Linked DNA regions of Mus musculus: all the other regions are linked to region 3. Evidence: chromatin loops called from intact Hi-C (ENCODE). Cell type or tissue: heart. All regions are shown on one strand.

Region 1 (2,500 bases), 540 kb before region 3:
CAAAAGTCAGACACGAGGTGGGGGGGACGGGGCACCCAACTGGGCAAAGAAGTAGAGGGGAAAAAAGGATAAGAAACAAGCCAAAGACACAGTGACTCATGGGACGGCTATAACCAGTGCAGGCGTATCGCAGATACAAAGGTTCCCTGAGGACCCAAGTCAGGACGGTGGTTTTGATTTCAGGATGAAGCATGGACCCAGGATACAGTAGGCACTCAATCATTGCTGCAGAATACAGTAGGCACACAACCATTGCGGAAGAGACAACACCCTGTTTCATTTTCTAGCCAAATGAACTCAGCTGTGACCCTTGACGTTGCCCATGTGGTAGAGGTCTGCGATAATTCACCTCTTGGGGGTGTCTGTGATGATGCTTCCAGAGACAGGCTATAAGGGGTCGGAATTAAGAGAATTCATGCTTCGATGAATCCACAATATGACCGCACTGTTGGGAAGTGCTCAAAGGTAGGAAGTGGGGCCTGGTTGGAGGAAGGCCAGTGAAGTCCTGTCTTGGGGCTTGTGTCTTGCTCTGGCTTCTTGCTGTATGTCCTCTGTGTCTCCCTGTCTGCAGCAGTAAGTTTTCTGTGTCCGTCCTCTGCGTCTACCTTCTTAGCAATGCTCCCTGTCCACCGTTAGGGAACCCCTTCACTGCAGTGCTCCCAAATGGCATCTACTCTGGTGCTGTACCTGTGTCCATGTAGAAACAGGGAAGCTGAGACTCCGGAAGGCAAATGACTTGCTCCCTTACTCAGGTTAAGGGGAAAGCAAGAATTGAAGCCTAATCTGTGGCCCCACTGTGTGCTTCCCTTGTAAACCATCGAGGTCGGGCTCTTAGTTTCGGGGGGGGGGGCAGGGAGAGGTCGGGGCGGGGCAAATGTGTTAGACAGACGTGTTAGACCATTAGTTGGACGCCTCACTTTTCCCCCTAAATGTCAGGACTTGAGACTTGCAACCAGCCTGTTTTCTTGAGTGTCTCAAGGAGGCTGTCTGAGTCCTGAGAGGCAGGGCCTGGTTGACTACAAAAGGAAAGGCTGATAGAAGTTTCAGGAAAAATCCGTTACAGCTGTAGGAAAGAGGATTTCCCACGAAGAACTACAGGGAACTTGGCTCCGAACTGGCGGCCCTTTGGATGAGAGAACAGTTCTCTCATGGAACGGCTTGCCTGAGGCAGACTACCTGGTTGCAGTTACTTCGGCGGCCACGTGAATGCGCTGTTGTGCAGCGAGTGAGCGAGGCGAGTGGGGGAGGCGTATGCAGTTGGGACTGCGGACCCTCTTTCTGCCTAACAGTCCAGGTCTGGTGCAAAAGTTGTGACTGCTAGCATCGCCCCCAGAGAAGCCAGATGCTGGGGGCCCTGGGAGGGTGGGGAGGGTCTGTGGGGACCCTACCCGACCCAGGCTGAGACCCCTTCCCCAACCTGTCAGTCCTGGTGACTGCCCAGTGTTCTTGGGGGTACTGAACTGAGTGAATCTGAGCCTAGGTGCATTGCAGTGGAAGGGAGATGGGCGGTGGGAGAGTCCCCGTTCCCTTTGCGCAGTGGCATCTAGCATGGAGGGATCCTTAGGGTACCATGACCCTGTGGGTCTGCTTGGTACAGACCAGTTCCCCCCCCCTTAACCCCCCCCCAAGTCCAGAACTGTGAGGGGGTATGTAGCCAGGGCCCCAAAGAGATGTGCTACAGTCTCCTTGTGCTAGGAAGGTCACTGCTTACCGTGTACTGTAGCACAGGCTTTGGGCCTGGACAATGACGCAGTATATTTTTCAGCTGGAAAGAAAAAGATGTGCGTGAGAAAGAGACATGAAAATACACATAGACTCTGTGTGTGTGTGTGTGTTTGTGTGTGTCAGGGTGGGAGTGGGGTATAGAAAACCTATGTACCTGTTAGGAAACCAGGAGAGACCCAAGCCCCCTTCCCCTCCTTCTGAAGGCTCAGAACTGGGATTTTTAGGCTTCTAGTCCCAGCTAAGGGTTAAAGGAGCTTTCACTGCTCCTGCCCGCCCTCAACTGCCAGTGGCAGGGGGCAATAAACCATAATTTTTTTCACCAGAGGGAGAGAGTGACAAGGAAAAAGAAAGATTAATTTTCTTCAAGGACACACACACACACACACACACACGCACACACACACACACACACACACACACACACACACACACACACACGTACGTTTTCTTATGTGCAGGGAGAGACAAACCAACACATTTCACGTATCTTTGTGCATACATAAAGTGCTGGAGCCGAGGACGAGTGTGTACGTGTGTTTTTCCAAGTTGGTGTGTGTTTCTTGGCTGCAGTAGAGGAAATGTTCCCAAGAGGACATTTTCTGTCTAGATAGACACACGCGCGTGCACGCGCACACACACACACACAATGCATTCTTCGTCACTTTCTCCGGAAGTGTGCAATTAAAGAGAGGGCAGGGGGTCGATAGAGACCTGAGTGGTGTGTGTGTGTGTGTGTGTGTGTGTGTGTGTGTGTGTGTGTGACAAGAGAGACAAC
Region 2 (2,500 bases), 140 kb before region 3:
TCCCTCTTCTCTTCTTACCTCCACTATGTGTGACTAAGAAGGCTGCGCTAGAACCCTACGAAGTGAAATGTCAAGCACATAGAACATTACATTGGATTTTGCCATTAACTCCGGTTCCTTAGAAATGTTAGAAGGTTCCGAGTCCTTTTTAGAATCTCACTTCGGATGAGGGAGCTCAAATTTCACCTTCCCACAGCCTGAGCTGGAGAAGTGCTGATCTTAGGAAATGAGGACAGACTGAATTCTTATTTGTTTCACAACGGTATCTCCTTCTCGCTTTGGGAATTTTTCTTCATTGAAATTCACTTCAAAAGTCTACAGCCAGGGTTGTCCTGCACAATTGGATGTATTATGCTTTGACCATCCAACATAATCCCAGTTCAGAGTTATGTACAGCCCTTGTCTTGTAACTGTTTGGAATATTCTACGTTTCCAATCGTTCTGTTTTGTTTCTTGTTTGTTTTTGTTTTGTTTTGTTTTGTTTTGTTTTTGAGACAGACTCTTATTGTGTAGCCCTGGCTGGCTTGCAACTTGCCATGTAGGCCAGGCTGGTCTCAAACTCACAGAGATCTGCCTGTGCCTCCTGAGTGCGGACTCAAAAGGGGTGTGCCGTCATACTCTGCTGAGTAAAGCATTTTATTCTTTTTATTCGTTCACTTTTTCATGTGTGTTTGCTAATGTGTGCAAAAAGGACCAGTGGTGGTGAGTCCTCTCTACCACGTCGGTCCCCAGGATGGAACTCGGGTCATCAGGCTTGGTGGCAAGCACCTTTACCAGCTGAACCATCTTGCCGGCCCACAGCGTCTATTAACACAGGAAACTACTGGAATGGTCTTATCGGGCCATTCATATTAAAGCACAATAAAAAAATACATTCCCTTGAGTCGAAAATCTCCAAGGGTATTTTTCCAAGCTACTCGTAAGCAGCACCTTTGCGCCAGACGCGCTCTTAACAAGAACACGCTGTGCTAGAATGGACTTTGGAGAGCAGGGGAGTAAGTTTGAGAAGTTATGAGATGGGAGAAATGAAATGTGTCTTAGCATTGTGTGTATGTGTTTGTGACCGTGTGCACACTCTCCTGTCGGTGCACACGCTCCTGCTTGGACGGTCGTGTGTAGGTCAGAGGTCGAGGTCCGGTGGTTTCCCCAGTCATTCTTATCCTTACCTTTAAAGACGGGGTTGCTCACTGAACTGGAGCGCATTGGTTTTGATTCAGACCTGTGACAGTTTACCGACCTCTCGGTATGGGTGTTCGGGATCTAAACTCGGGTCTTCATGCTTCCATGGCAAGAGCTTTTCCAGTTAAGCCTAGAATGTTTCTTGACATTCTTATAGGCCCGACAAGAAGTCATGGCTGGGACTCCAGCCACCAGATGGCACAATCCCGGAGGCTGCAAGAGCTGAAAATCCCCTATCTTTCCGCTCATTTCCTCCTCAGGGCCTCTCTCCACCTTATCACATAGGGTCAGAGCAGTCTCCCTGGGCCCTCCCCACCCCCACTTCTCTGGTAATTATGAAGGTCTGATCTGACTCCTGTGGCACATAAGGGTAACTGATGCTTTCCAGGCAGCCCTAGGGCTCCAGGACCCAAAGGCCTTCAAGTCAACACAGCTCAGAGACACTTGTACATCCATGTAGATTGTACACCGTTCTTGGAAGCTAAGAAATGAAACTAAGACAGCAGTCCCTAAGTAAAGTATTAGATAGGAAGTACGACCATACACAGTGGGATTTTCTTCAGCCTCAAAGAACCAAGTTTTTTGTCACTTTCTGGAAAATGGTTGAAACTGGAGAGTAAGAGGACCAAGCCAAAAGACAAACATCATGTTTTCCCCCATTTGTGTTTATATAGTCATATAAAATAATGTATGCATACACAAGATAAAAGTGGGGGAATAAAAAGGTGATAAGGATTTAGTGTGGAGGAACACATTCAAGATACAACACAGATCTGATTAAAGATGTAAAAATAGACAAGAAAATTAGGAGAATTGAAAAGGCCCTCAGGTTTTCCCAGCTGTGTTCCCTACAGAAGAGGAGGCCAGCGTCCATCCCTGGGTCAAACACAACAACACTATGTAGTCCGTACACACAGTGAGCTATCGCCCAACAAATGAGAGGCAGGAGGGAACCACATAGGTCCACTCACAGTGCCTGGAAGGGCACCCACGCACAAAGACCTGAGGTGGAATGGCAGCTGTCAGGGAAAGCAGTGAGAAATGAAGGAGAGATGTTTGAGCAGGGCAGAGTTTGCAGTTTATAAATTGAAAGGTATTTTGATGGGGGGACAGTGTTATACAACATACTCAATACTACTGAATTTGCATGCAAAAAAAACCCGACATGGAAAACCTTATACAACATACATTTTATCACCCCCCCAAAGATTTTAATGTTATCGTTCTTTTTAAAGTTGGGTAATATTTTATTGAATTAATAATAAATAGAACAAACACACTGTGTTCATATATTTGTACATCAGGAGACATTTGCGGTTTC
Region 3 (2,500 bases):
CCACCTTTGAAATATGGGGCGGTTTTCTGTTTAGGTTGTCTACATTTGATCTAGAGAATTCTACCAGTTCCCACATTTGCAAGCAGACCCAGCTATTCTGAGCTCTTTGCTGACCTCTGGTGGGTAGGCCCATCGGTACTAGAACAGGCTGCTTACCTATACCCATATCACTAACACCTGGGGACAGCCTTGAAGTTCACATATCAGAAGCCCTGAAAGTGGGGGTAAAGAATCAAAAAAGAAAGAAAGAAAAAGAAAAAGAAAAGAAAGAAGGAAAGAAAGAAAAGAAATGGAAAAAAACACCCTTTTAAACCTTCAGGAAAAGAAAACAAAAGATAAACAAAAGCGGGCAAGAGAGAAGGAAAGTTGTAACAAAGTTTGAAAAGAATTGACTAGCAGAGTACAGAAATGTTAGCCTGAACTAATATTTTGTATCTTATTTCTCTGATTGTTACATTTTAGAAGAGAAATAGAAGAAGCTATGGAGAATGAAGTACTAAGGCTGGCCTTAGTGGCCGAGGGTAAGTTCCCAGCAGAGTCTGCAGCCCCTTCTAGGAAGGCCCATGTACCTTCCTCAGTAGCTGTGGAGGAGGCAGGGCAGTGGGATCAGGGCAAGTACAAAGCACTGTCTTTGGGACCTAGTCCTTATGTATGCATTTCTTTTCCAGCCCTTGGCTGGGTGAAAAGGGATGAACTTTGTGACCTCTGCTGCTACACAAGATAGCTCCAGGCAGGGGACCCAGAAATAGTCATTTGTTAAAGGACAAAAGATGGCCTAAGATGTTTTTCCTACACCACCTGCCATTTTGGTAAGGACAAAGGTGTGTGTGTGTGTGTGTGTGAGAGAGAGAGAGAGAGAGAGAGAGAGAGAGAGAGAGTGTGTGTGTGTGTGTGTGTGTTATACCTGGGGGGAGCAGAGATGCTAACCAACACCTTCTATTTAAAAGTTCTCCTAACAGAATTAAAAGATTCTAAACTGGGAAAGAACCCCACCCCCAACCTTTTCCCCAAAAGACAGAAGGATGTTTAGGGTCTCAGAACTGTTCCTGGCAGAAGGAGAGCTTAGCACTGTTACACAGAAAGCCAAAGCGGGGGGGAGAGAAGGGGCTTCCAGGTTTGCACCCCACTGTATTTTATCTTTCTGACCTCCTAAGGTCTACAAAGTGGGGATACTTGTCACCAGATATCAATTGCTGTCCTGAAACCTTAAACAAAAAGCAACAACAACAACAAAAAAAACCCAAAACAACACATTCTTAGGCCTGGGGCGGAGCTACGTCCCTGGGAAGGAAGATAAAGGGAGGGGGCTGCCTGAAGCAGGCGCAGGCTTGAATTTTCTAACACCAGGCTCTCAATTGTAAACTCGGAGCGCCATCTGCCAGCCAGTTCTGAACAGCCCTCCTTTGTTTCGATTTTCCTACTTCCCAGCCCTAAACAGTGGGCTCCCTTCTTTCCTTTAAAGTATATATGTATTTTATAAATTCTGGCTCAGAAAGGTTCTCCCTAGAAAAAGATCCTACTTTAAAAGAAAAAAATCTGAAAATGAAAAGAAAAATAAAACAAGAAGAGAGAGAGAACAGGAAAAGAACAAACAGGTAAAATGCCCCAGGACCTTTTGTTTCCTCCCTCCTGCTGTGAACTTGGGGTGCAAATGAGATGGGCTCCCTTTTCTACTTAAGGCAATCAGGCTCTTCCTTCCTTCCTCCCGCTGGGAGCTACCTCAAGGACTCCCCCGGGTGAAAGTGTTTTACTTCTGGGCACCTTGAGTCTGGGGGTGAGCTTTCGCTACATTGGTTTTAGATTTGTCTGCCAAATAAATTGAGTTTCTACTCTGTGCCCCACTTTCTCCAGATGTTCCTGGCCTAAAACCCCTTGTGAGTACTTCATACACATAGACCTGGGAGACATGGGAAGTTTCTGGCTTCCTCTTAAAGGAACTCATGAAATTTGGTACCTCTTTGGCCATGGCAGAACCTCAGGTAAGCTTGAATACTTCAAGATGTATCATCAGTCTTTCCTGGACATCACTTGGCAAGCAAGCACATGGAACTCTAAACTCAAGTGTTAGAATCAACCAAGGTCCCAGCAAAACCCCTGAGCTTAAACCAGTGCTCTCTCCATCATCCTAGGACCCTCTGCAAACACTGGAGATTCTCTGTACACCACTCCCCCAACTATTGGACTTTCTTCCCCATTGAGACAACATAGGAAAGTGATAACATGGAACATTTCCAAATACTCCCACTAGAAAGTGGGATTCCCTCCTAAGTGTACATCTTAAATCCTCACTTGCATATCTGCTTGGCAAAACAAAATGACCTTCTGTGCTCTCCTCCTAAGAGCAAAAATGAAAGAAACTGAAGTCACATGAATGCTGAAGTATAAATAGCCCAGAGTTTTTTGGCTACCCAACTTAAAAAAAAAAAAAAAAACTTTCCCCCTAACATCTGGCATTGGATTCTGAGTTCTGCCTTGAGTCTTCTAAGCATTTCCTTGGAAA

The links. A loop is a pair of places that touch in the nucleus more often than their neighbours do. Peaks named below come from ENCODE experiments on the same cell type or tissue, not always from the same donor. Only the 100,000 strongest peaks of a DNase experiment are listed, where the experiment ranks them.
Region 1: it touches region 3 in a loop (6-fold over the local background); 34 of 42 quality-filtered maps call a loop at or near these places.
Region 2: a loop joins it to region 3, with 7 times the contacts of the local background. A loop is called at or near these places in 16 of 42 quality-filtered maps.

What each region holds. Positions count from the first base shown.
Region 1 is chr2:174,850,886-174,853,385 of GRCm38, reverse strand. It overlaps LOC115489499 (a long non-coding RNA gene), which reads left to right and starts at 29. Exons shown (of 4, transcript XR_003953980.1): 1 at 29-465. In heart, a CTCF peak has its summit at 1,201; a DNase peak (open chromatin) is centred at 1,295; H3K27ac peaks cover 779 bases; H3K27me3 peaks cover 533 bases.
Region 2 is chr2:174,452,813-174,455,312 of GRCm38, reverse strand. All of the region lies in intron 1 of Tubb1 (tubulin, beta 1 class VI), which reads right to left. Among named protein-coding and RNA genes, the nearest start is that of Tubb1, 3.5 kb to the right of the region's middle. In heart, a CTCF peak has its summit at 1,372 (motif pointing right); no DNase peak of the experiment used is centred here; H3K27ac peaks cover 769 bases.
Region 3 is chr2:174,309,933-174,312,432 of GRCm38, reverse strand. The region is part of intron 1 of Gnas (GNAS (guanine nucleotide binding protein, alpha stimulating) complex locus); the gene reads right to left. Among named protein-coding and RNA genes, the nearest start is that of Gnas, 13 kb to the right of the region's middle. In heart, CTCF peaks have their summits at 133 (motif pointing left) and 1,381; a DNase peak (open chromatin) is centred at 112; H3K27ac peaks cover 232 bases.